Regions from separate parts of the Homo sapiens genome. Here region 1 is linked to region 2. Evidence: chromatin loops called from intact Hi-C (ENCODE). Cell type or tissue: OCI-LY7. All regions are shown on one strand. Each heading gives the region's core, and the rest is flanking DNA. Links, peaks and the distances in the headings are about the cores only.

The links. A loop is a pair of places that touch in the nucleus more often than their neighbours do. Peaks named below come from ENCODE experiments on the same cell type or tissue, not always from the same donor. Only the 100,000 strongest peaks of a DNase experiment are listed, where the experiment ranks them.
Region 1: it touches region 2 in a loop (2.3-fold over the local background); 1 of 110 quality-filtered maps calls a loop at or near these places.

Annotation. Positions count from the first base shown.
Region 1 is chr14:71,396,241-71,402,113 of GRCh38, reverse strand. The region is part of intron 2 of SIPA1L1 (signal induced proliferation associated 1 like 1); the gene reads right to left. SNORD56B (small nucleolar RNA, C/D box 56B) reads right to left here and starts at 3,777; the gene lies at 3,707-3,777. In OCI-LY7, for the core only: no CTCF peak of the experiment used is centred there; a DNase peak (open chromatin) is centred at 2,933; H3K27ac peaks cover 797 bases.
Region 2 is chr14:71,113,520-71,119,392 of GRCh38, reverse strand. PCNX1 (pecanex 1) reads right to left here. Exons shown (of 36, transcript NM_014982.3): 36 at 4,011-5,873. Among named protein-coding and RNA genes, the nearest start is that of SIPA1L1, 200 kb to the left of the region's middle. RefSeq lists a silencer at 2,367-2,661. In OCI-LY7, for the core only: CTCF peaks have their summits at 2,773 and 2,984; DNase peaks (open chromatin) are centred at 2,642 and 3,042; H3K4me3 peaks cover 2,716 bases; H3K27ac peaks cover 3,539 bases.

The sequences.
Region 1 (5,873 bases), core at 1,062-5,061, 280 kb before region 2:
CCTAACAGTTAAGTAACTTGGCCAACGTCATACAGCTAACTTAATAACGGGACATGCAGGGATCCCACCCTAAGTCGCTTGATACAAAGCCTAAGTTTCTACCATTGTATTATGCAGCCTCCACCTTATATTATTTACAATAATTGTAATTTAGGCATAATTTATAAATTATTAGTTTACTGTTGACAATGCTACATAAAAATGCATGTTACTAACAACAAACTGTTAAAATGCATATTTTATATTTTTTCAGAAAAAAACTGGAAAAACACACAAATAAAAAATCTTATATTTATGAGTGATAAGATTACTGGTAAATTTTTTTATTTCTGTTTTTCTGGTTTTTCCTTAATTATGATATATAACTTACCAAAAGTTAATTTTTTTCTTAGCATTCATTTAACATTTTATATTTTTAGTTATGCCTATCTGCCTTAACTAAATATAACTTTTGCTAAAAAATATTGGGTTAAATGGGAACATTAACTGAGGAAAGTAATATAAAGAAAAATGTTTTAGAGTACACACAAAAAAGCTACATTTCAGGACAGGTATGTTTCTTTCTGTTTTCTGGAACCTATCAAAACTAAATTCTGATTGTAAAACATGATAAAGTTTAATATAACTGCAGAGTTGAACAAACAGACGAACAACAAAGAAAAATACGTCATACAATTAAATCAGACAGCTTTTAAGTAACACTAAAAAAAAAAAAAGCAGCCTTTTTATTTTATATTTATCCAAAAAAGAATAAAGAAAGTAAAAAAGAGGTATTCAGAATCCCATTAACTTGGAGGCAATGTTCAAGGAAAAGTACTAAAACTAGCCAAGTCAGTGTAACTTGAGAAGAACACCCTTGGAAACTACAGCACAAAATCATCTTGGAAAAACATCAGTTTTAGTGACTCTTCGGGCATTTGAGCAGATTAACAGTAATCTGAACAAACTACTTAGTGGCTCTGAAATGTTGCTTAAGCTAAACAACAAATCAGAAGATGAATACCCATAAGCAATCAAATTTACTTTTCAAAATACATACTCTTCTCATTTTGCTCAATGACCCCATATCATGCTCACTAAACCTCTTTGGAAGCACTGCTCCTTCGTTGTGGAGGCTGCTGCAGTAAGTGCAACCTGAAAATGGGAGGTACATAAATTTCATTTCCCTAAAGGAAACCACCACTCTACTACTCACTGCGTAATCTGACAAGAATTTAGCATTTGTCTTAGAAGCCATCAAGTGATATGCACTCCAACAGAAGCACAGAATCAGGAGGGTAGAAAAGGAGAGCTTCAACTTTTTCCAAAATGTTTTAAGACCTGAAGCAAATACGACAAAACATTAAGATCAGATGAAGCTGGAAGGCATTATATTATTCCTTATCCTTTCCAGTTTGTTTGAAATATTTTAAAATTAAAAACAGTAATGTTTAATATGTATATATTAACATATATACATATTAACATATATATGTATATATGTATATATTATACAGGTTAACACAACACTCATTCCTCCTAGTATATTTGAATCAATAACACATACATACATACAATCTCAACATCCCTCCAGCCTTATCTGTGCCGCTTGACCACCCAAGGCAGCCACTGCTGACGTGAATACCAAACATTCCCTAAGATTCAATTTGCTCCTTTGCAAAGCATGAATTCATAAAAAGTGCCATATGATAGGATAAAAAAATAAAAAATGCTTTATGTAATGATGCCAAAATAGCCTTAAGTCCCGAGATGGTTTATGTGGATGCCTTCAATCCATTTTTAAAATGAAAATAAGTAGGTTTACTTCTTGAAATGGCACAATTCCAGAACAGATAGTCCTAATCCCCCAGAGAAAAGCACAGGTTCTCAAGGCACCTTACAAAGTATGCCACCTACTTTTCACACCAGAAAAGTCACTTTTGGTATTAAGATGACAAGAAGATATATTAATGGCAAGCTCAGACCTTTAAAATGTGAGTTCTTGGGCTGGGTCTGGTACCTCAGCTGATGCCTGTAATCCCAGCACTTTGGGAGGTGAAGGCAGGCAGGCAGACTGAGCCCAGGAGTTTGAGACCAGCCTGGGCAACATGGTGAAATCCCAACTCTAAAAAAAAAATACAAAAAATACATTTTGTGAGGCCGAGGCGGGTGGATCACTTGGGGTCAGGAGTTAGAGATTAGGCTAGCCAACATGGCAAAACCCCGTCTCTACTAAAAATACAAAAATCAGCCAGGTGTCATGGTATACACCTGTAATACCAGCTACTCGGGAGGCTGAGGCAGGAGAATCGCTTGAACCCGAGAGGTGGGGTTGCAGTGAGTCGAGACTGCGCCACTGCACTCCAGCCTGGGTGACAGGGCAAGCATCTCAAAAAAAAATAAAATAAATAATAATAATAATAAAAGGTGTGGTGGTTTATACCTGCACCTGTAATCCCAGCACTTTGGGAGCAGAGAAGAGAGGATGGTTTGAGGCCAGGGATTCAAGAACAGCCTAGGCAACATAGCAAGGCCCTATCTCTACAAAATAAAATTCTAAAACCTAGCCAGGTATGGTGGTGTGCACCTGTGGTCCAAGCTACTCAGAAGGTTAAGATGTCAGGATTGCTTAAGCCCAGGGGTTTGGGGTTATAGTGAGCTACGATAGTACCACTGCACTCCAGCCTAGGCAACAGAGCAAGACCCTGTTTCAAAAACAACAGCAGCAACAAAAGTGCATTCTTAACTCTCTTCTCACTGAAAGAACCAGAGCCCACATTTGTATGGTGCTTTTGACTACATAGGCAAAAGACACTACGTGGAAACTGCTCTCATTTACAGGAAACGGATGGGGTGGATAATACAAACATCATCAACTGCCTCCCTCTTCCCTTCACTAGAATTTAAGAAACATTTGGTTAGTGACAAAACAAAAACTTGAAAAGCAGAAGTTCACAGCTGAAACAGGACTTGAATATGCATCAAGGAACATGTTATGAGCATCATAGTGGTCAGTCCTAAATGACATCATTTCAGCTGTGTGTTTCCTTATTCTCAAAAATAAGTGCTAAACTTAGTTGCCACTCCTCAATGAAAGCTGAGATCTATCTCCACCCTCACCAGCCAAACAGGTTAGATTTTAATTAAAGTGCAATTATTACTTTATTTAAGAATATGTATTTACTTTAATTCAAACACTTATGAAACATCTATTGGGTATAAGGTTCTGAGCAAAAAGCTGTGGAGCTCCAAAGATCATGATGATCTTGAACTTCCTTTTGAAAAGTTCACAACCTAATTCACAGAGAAAGATATGTAAAAGCAGCAAGGACACAAAGTGTAAATAGGTACCACTTCAAGGACAGCAAAAGACCACAAAGTTCTACTTTGTCCTTACTATCTATCTGGTGTCTGTCATCTAGCTTTGGCCTCACCCTTCAGAAAGCCAGGGAACTCAGGTGCCTACTTCTACATCATTTCTGGCATCCATGAACTTGTGTGCTATCAGTCATTCCGAGATTACAAAGATGATCATCAAATCTCAGCATCCCAAGAGTGTCAGCCACACAAGGCGTGTCACTCGGAGTCACTGCTCATGTGTAACTATCTACTTTTAAATACAGGGAATACATTAATCTGAATGAAACTTGGAGGACTTGTAGTTCTATCAGGTAGTTTAAGTGAGTACGGTATTTATTAATGCAAAAGAAAATGCTACAATTCATTTTCACTCAAACCCAAAGTATCAACATTCACTAGGTGAACCGCTGTTGACAAAAAATATTGCCATGATTGTAGTGAAAACATAATTTTATGCACAAAAATAGTTCAGAACTTTCAAGTAATACCTGGAACATAATAACCTTTGAAAATTAATCTAAAGAAATGCAATTAAATTTTGGTTATTTATGCTAACACGGTGAAACCCCGTCTCTACTAAAAATACAAAAAATTAGCCGGGTGCAGTGGCAGGCGCCTGTAGTCCCAGCCATTCGGGAGGCTGAGGCAGGAGAATGGCGTGAACCCAGGAGGCGGAGGTTGCAGTGAGCAGAGATAGCGCCACTGCAGTCCGGCCTGAGCAAAAGAGCGAGACTCCGTCTCAAAAAAAAAAAAAAAAAAAAAAAATTTTTTTTTTTGGTTATTTAATTCCAGTTAGGCCATCAACCTTTCAAGAAAAAAAGAAACTCTGTGTGGGAATTTGTCACATCTTATAAAGGTCAATTAAAAGTAGAACACAAACTCTGCCACCTAAGATGCTAAAAATGCCTGTGTACTTACATAAGATGTACAAACAAGATGAAATAGTGGCTTTTATGATTAAAAGGCTGCCTGAACAAAAGAAAGTCTGAATACTTGGCAAATAATACTAACAAAGCACTACTCCACTAACAACCAAACTGCAGAGAAAATAGTTCATTTGATGGAAGCAACTAGAAGGGCAAGGAGAGAGACTGAGGCATTGGCACTGGAAGGCTGGAAGGATTCCATGAAGTTTTTAAATGACCTGCTCAGGAGCTTAACTTAGCCTGCAGGCAGTGAGCAGCTACCAAAAGGTTTATTAGAAATTGTCACAATCAAAACCATATGTGCCTGTATGTGTGCACACACACACACATTATTCCCCACCCACCCCCCAAAAAATTTCAATAGTATTGTGAAAGACAGCCTGAAAGAGGAAAAATACTGAATAAAGAAATACTAGTAATAAGATACTATTATATATATATAAAGAAATACTAGTTAATAAGATTGCTGCAATTTTTTAGGTGAGACATGACTGGGATCTGAACTGGGGTAGTGGGAATAAAGAAAGAAATGAATGTAAGGGAGACTTAAGAGATAAAACTGACAACACACGGAAAACAATTAAATGTCATGATGGAGGAAAAATGGGACCAAAGTCAACTAAAATCCTTGGCTTGAAGGACTGGAGAAGATGGCTATACTGTTGTCCAAAGAAAGAAACTGCACCATCATAAAATAAATACACTATTCTCAGAAACAGTATTTCTATCAATATTACATTCAACTGACCTTTGAAGTTATTAATAGTTATCTTCAACAGTCAGAATCATCCATTAGCCACACAGAGGCCGGTCCTAGAAAGAGACTCAGCTCCAAATGGGCATTTTGAAATTTGTCCATTTAGTTTACCTTAAAAAACGTCAGTAAATAATTTAAATTTGTCAAAAAATATAAGATATTCTACAGAAGAAACATTCCACAAATGGAACTAACTCAAGATTCTCCATAATGAATAGCATTTGCTCAATGAATTTCATAATAGAATCTAATTTTAATGCTCTTGTTAATGAGTTTTAGCATTAACTCATTACATGGCATTTTTAAATATAGTAAACCTTTTTAAATGACACATGTAGCATAATATAACATATGATAAACTACTAACAATGCTACTCAAAACAACATAAAATTATAGATACACAACGTAATTAGGGTTAATGCTTAAGAGCAAAAAAAAAGTTTTTACCAAAAAATTGTATCAGTTTTACCATAACACCTTCTTAATATTCAACCTCAGATAACTGACCACTTGGACCAAACTGCTTTGCAGGACATGCTCGTTTCTAAAGATTAACGGACTGATCTTGAACTGAGAAAAAACACACAAACCCAAGTCAACAAGTCAAAGTACAAGGGTAAATGAACAAACAGGGGACAATAGTTGGCCAGGAGCATAAAAATTAGGTAAAAATAAGTGAGGCAAAAGAAACTAACACATTTTGAGGGTCTGCTAGAAGTCTGGCACTGGGCTGAGAAACCCAAGTGAACTGATTTCACAACCCAGACACTCCCCTCTTCCCCACACTCACTATATAAAAAGTCTTTAGATAATTGGGTATAAACTTCAAGAGGGCAGAGAAGGCTTGGTA
Region 2 (5,873 bases), core at 1,099-5,098:
AACAGGAAAAAACTCACTGTGCTGTAACAAAAAACACTGATCTTGAAATCATGAGTAATGTGACTCTGTCATCTAACCAGAGCCTGCAAGAGTACAAAATGTTGGTCAGATCCTGCGTATGTGTCACTGGTCTAGACATCTCTGCTTTACCTGAGGTGTCTGGCCTACCTCTATGATACATTTTGGACTGGGTGGGACACAGATTTCAGATAGCTGCCATGCCCACACCCACTTTGGAGGCCACTGATCTTGTTTTCCCTCAGCTCCCATTATTCAAGTGGATTGGTTTGTACCACAAAACCCTGTGCACTCCTCTCACTACTCTAACCCTCCAATAGTGGCTGGGTACAATCAGTAGGCTAGCTAGCAACTAAGGCATGGCTGAATCTGAAATGAAAGAATATAGCCAGTAAAGTCAAGGCAAAGGCAAGTCAAAGTTTAAGTAATTAGATGTTGTAATAGATGGGTGAGGATGCCAACTGACATTAAGAAAAGACTTGACAAGAGGTTAGCTTGTTTCAGATCAACCCTTCAATCAAAAATAATGAGGAAAGCTGTACAAAGCATAAAAATATACTTGAAGGTGTTGGAGTGCTACCGCAGTAACTACGACTTTAGGGGCCAAGACCCCAGAGAGAAGGAAGCCCAGAGAGGGAAGACTGGTATTTGGTGTTGTAACAGGACTGCCAGGTTTGTATGCCCGCTGGGCGACAACAGATCAATACTACACTGACAACGGGAACTGCAGCAACATTGGAATTTAATAATCCAAGGCTGCTGGATGAGAAAATGGAGGGGAATTCTCAAGCCATGAATCTGTTCCCTCGAGGGGTTCTGGGCGTGTCTTTAAGGGGATGGTGGAGGACAACAGGCTGGAAAATTGGGGTTGTTGATTGGTCCTGGTAAAGAGATGAAATCATAGGATATGGAAACTATTCTTCCATGAGTCAGCTTCTTACGGGGCCCTTCAGCCAGCCGGTGTCAGTAGTTTCGTTGATATGCAAAACCTAAAGGAGAAACTCTTAGATTTTAGCTATAGAACAAAGTCTTGTGACAAGGCCTACATTTTCCTGGGGTAGTAAGCAGCGGCCAGCTACAGGGAAGTAGGCCAAAGGGCAAGCTGGCTTAATGATTACTGCTCATTGTACTGCAAACCTAGTTGAATTTTATTTTCTCCCTTAATCAATTTTATAAAGTTTTCTTGGGGATGGTTTCAGTGCCACATCTGCCAATTTGAAAGCAGTGGCTGAGAAACTGAGCAGTGATTTTGGACTTTCACAAGGCTGGGGTGTTTGTAATTACAATTCAGGGCCCGCCAAAGATGAAACCCAGTCTTTAAGTTTGTATATCTAAAGGGCTACACCCTAGTAGTAAAAGAGAAACAGATCAGTTCTCAGAAGGCTGAAGATCATCTTCCAAACAGCTCATTCCCTTATTTCCTACCTTGTTTGCCAAAAGTAAAAGTAGATCATCTTGAGGAAGATTATAACATCTACAGCCTCAATTATGTACAGATTTTCATATACTGTGTCTGGCATTCAATCAGAATGTATTCTGAATGAATACCAGTGTCTGGTATTCAATCAGAAATACACAGACAAAAGACAAAACAGAGAAACAAGAGGGGGAAAAAAAAAACAACAGAAACAGAATCACAGGAGACCCAGATGTTGGAATTATCATATATGAGCTTTAACTGTAGTTAATATGTTTAATAAATTAAATAGTGAGCAAGAACATCAGCAGGTAACTGGAAATATATTAGAGGATCAAATGCAAATTCTGGAACTGAAAAATATACAAATTAAAATTAATAACTCAATAGATCAGTTTAGCAGAATATTAGATACAGATGATGAAAGAAAAATAACAACTGGAAGATATGTAGAATAAAATATTTAAACTAAATATGGAGAGACCAAAGATAGGAAATTCAGAAAAGAACATGAGATAAAGGACATGGTAAAATATGTGTATAATTGTGGTGTGAGAGGAGGAGAGAAAAATAATATGGCAGAAGGAATATTTGAAGAGATAATGGCCAAGATTCAGTGATAATAAAAAACACTTTGGCAAGATAAATACAAAGAAAACTACACACAGGCACTATATGGAAAGCTTTAAAAATCAAAGACAAAAATAATTGGAGGATTAAAAATACATTGCCCTTAAAAGAGCAACAAGACTAAAAAAATCATGAAAGGTAGAAGACAGTGGAATGATTCCTTTGAACTGCAGAAAGAAAATAACTGCCAAGCCAAATCTCTGTATCTCACAAAAATAAAGTCTCTGTATTTATTTCTGTATCTCACTGAAATAGTCTCTTTCCTCCAAATTCAAGATAGCCTTTGTTCACAGGAGTTGACTCGGGGTAATCAAAAGTTATATGCAGATTTTCAACTGTGCCGGGCGTTGGCACCCCTAATCCCTGCGTCGTTCAAGGGTCAACTGTATTACAAACACACAGAGGCACTACTGGGTATCTGGTTAAGTTCAGTGCTATCCTGGAATGTTGACTTTATATGATAAAGACAGGTCAAGAATATTTGCTTTAAGATGAGGCCACAGATGTGGAGTATTTTTATATGGGCCGGTTGCTTCTGTATCCGTAAATAGTGCTCTCATAAGAAAAAAGGAACCTCGGACTGAAAGATGACTTTCCCCTTTTGGCATGGTTCACTGGGCACTGAAACTGAATGGCATCTTTAAAAGTTTCACAGACAAGGTAGATTCATCTCCAGTTATTTGCTGTTAATGCTTGAGAAATTGCAAAGCAACCTTGGGATCCTCTTGCATTAAATTACATTTTCCCAAGGATGAAGCTTAATTATATTTAGTTGCCTTGGATAAGCACCTATGGAGGAAAAATTTTTTTTTTTTTTTTGGAGACAGCATCTCACTTTGTCACCCAGGCTGGAGTGCAGTGGTGCAATCTCAGCTCACCGCAACCTTCGCCTCCTGGCGGAGTAATCTTCCCACCTCAGCCTCCCAAGTAGCTGGGACTACAGGCACACACCACTGTGCTCGACTAATTTTCAAGTTTTTCTGTAGAAAAGGGGTCTCTATTGCTCAGGCTAAGAATAAATATTTTATATAAGTAAGTGCTTATATACCCAGGAAGCCACCATTCTGTCATGCCCTTACTTCACAAAGTGTTGCTTTCCACCCTTCCCCAGGGGAAAACACACCTAACATGGCAAGATTCATTGGCTACAGTTCAGCGAAACATTTTTGGATCCTTTAGGAGGAAAAATCTTACATAAACTGCACTTTAAGAATAAGGTTGTGCAGGATCTGGATTAAAAAAAAGAATAAGGAAGAAGTTTTATGGGACCTAAATTTCACGTCAACAGCCCTTTGAATCTCTGGCTCTACGAGGAATGCAACTAATCCAGGGAATGCCTTTCTTTGAAGATGTTTTATGCCACTGTGACCCCAGAGGAAAGATAGATAGCAAATTATTTGGACTCTGATGCAAAAGGCATATAATCTGTATCCTGCTGGTTCTGGTTCTTACTAATAAATAGTTAAAATGATGCATTAAAGGATTATAAGTGATTTAATCAAGAATATGTCTATTCTCATTGTAAATTAGCTTGCATTTTCTGTATTATATGTGAAATCACTGAGTTAGTACACACTGCAAATATACCAAACAAGTTTGTACCTGCCTTTGATGACCATAATCCAAATGTTCTTTCCATTTTCTGTATTGTAGTTTAGTCTGTGATTGAACATTTTTATCCTACATGTTCTATCTAATATTGTTAATATGTAACATCGAGATAAATTCAGAAGACAAACTACAACCCTTGCACTAAGAAAAGTGTGAAACAGACCATGTTTTAACATGAAGTATGATGTACGCTTTTGATCTATTGCAAGTTGAAGCACATGTTTACAGGCCAAAGCTTGTTTAAAATGATTTCAGAACCAAGTGTGAACATGCCATACAGAACTTAATATAGTGTACTCTAATTTTTCTCAGTTTGACAAAAAATGGACAGAAGGCAAAATGAAAAAAAATTTATTTCCTCAGTGTTTTATCCACTGTCAATACTGTATTTTTGATGCAATATATTTGCCAAAAGAACTCAGCTTTTATTTTCCATTTTAAACAACTACAATATTTACAAGCTGTTCAGAATAACACTCAGACACACACACACTCACAGACACACGTAAGTACATATGTCCTTATCTCTGGTTTATACTGAATGCTGGTAAAGGCCATGAATACTTTCCAGAGCCCATGATCAGAAAAGGAAAACCCATTTTCCTTTCTTACGTTCACTTTCCTAGAATCATTTTCAATATTCCTCCTTCCATTTCCTCATGCAGAGCTCATTGCCAGACTTGTATAGGTTTAATCAGTTTTTACATTTTACTTTTACTTAAACTATAAGCTTTTAAAAAGCATAAGCAGACATGATTCCCCCCCCCCCCCCCATTTCTATTATTTTGGTTGTAGAATCAAGCTTCATAGATAAAAAATCTTGTTCAATCACAAGTACACTAAACCCAAGAGTCATCTGGAGCAGCCATCTTATGCTCTATCACTACTCTGTTGTGAATTCCGGGGCACCACCTCATTGTGCAGGTAAAACTCAGGAATTCATCCCCATCACAGTGTTAGATGACCTTTGTTCCTTCTAGCTTGGCTCCACTGAATCATAAATTGTCAGGTACAGAGCTGAGGCATAAGAAAAAAGGTATAACCCTATATAATAGGTATAAGTCTTAGAACAGAGTTGTCATATAACCTTGTGGTGACAATCAGCTCTAGTTCCACCAAAGAATGTAAGGTTGATTCCACAAAATGGCAGATAATGAAGTTCAACTCACAAATAGAAGTTATCTTAATTCAGAAAAAGTATGTTGTATGTAGGCAATAAAGATAAATTGTTATACATAATTCTTGACAGATGACTCTGGTGAGGTGATTCAAAGTAGAAAATATACTTCTGTTTCAAGCAAACTTACTCCACTCATATCCTACCAGATTTATTTGTATAATAATTAATTCCTTTCCAATCACAGTTCTTCCTAGACAGACATTTAACAAGTAAAAATAAGACGGCCTGGGTGCATATCAATCAACCAAATTAAAAACAAACAAAAAAGATAGATAAATGGAGAAAACGATTGGCTTTTTAATACTTATTTTTAAAAAGCCATATTCAATGTAATATTAGAATTATGCTGTCCCAATGCATGGTAGTATCTAATTTTTTTCTTCCTCAACACCAATGAAACAATATCCATGTAAGACTGAAACAGAATGTCCAACCTCCATTAGCAAGTTCCATGTACCACATTAGCCTTGACTGACGTTATTATCTCCACTAATCTCTGAATTAAAGGAAAAGCCTCTAGAATAAAAAGGGACACTTTATACCTTATCTAAACCATGTATCCTATCAAAAGAGAAAATTAACTGGGTCTCTGTCCAAAGTAACTTTATATGATTACATTACACAGAAAAAGAATACGAATGAATAATGACGACTTAAAAAACAAACATACACACACACACACACCCCAGAAAAGGCTTTGTCCATATTCATGACAAATTAATTAAAATAAATATAAATGAAATTAACAATCTGGACAGCAGTTTATGGTTAAGTAGCTAGTAAATATAAATTCAAAGAATTCTGACAAAATCATTATTACCTTTTTCTCAAGTCACATATTTATTTAGGAGGAAAGATGCTTGAAAGCTAGCTATAAGAAAAGGACAACTTTAGACACTGGGTGAATCTTCAGCTTAAAAGGCCCAGTGCTGGATGAATGACTCACAACAGCAATCCACCAAATGCAGAGCTGCTAAGCAGAGGCAGAAGGATGCTGCTCAGAAGCACAGAGGAATT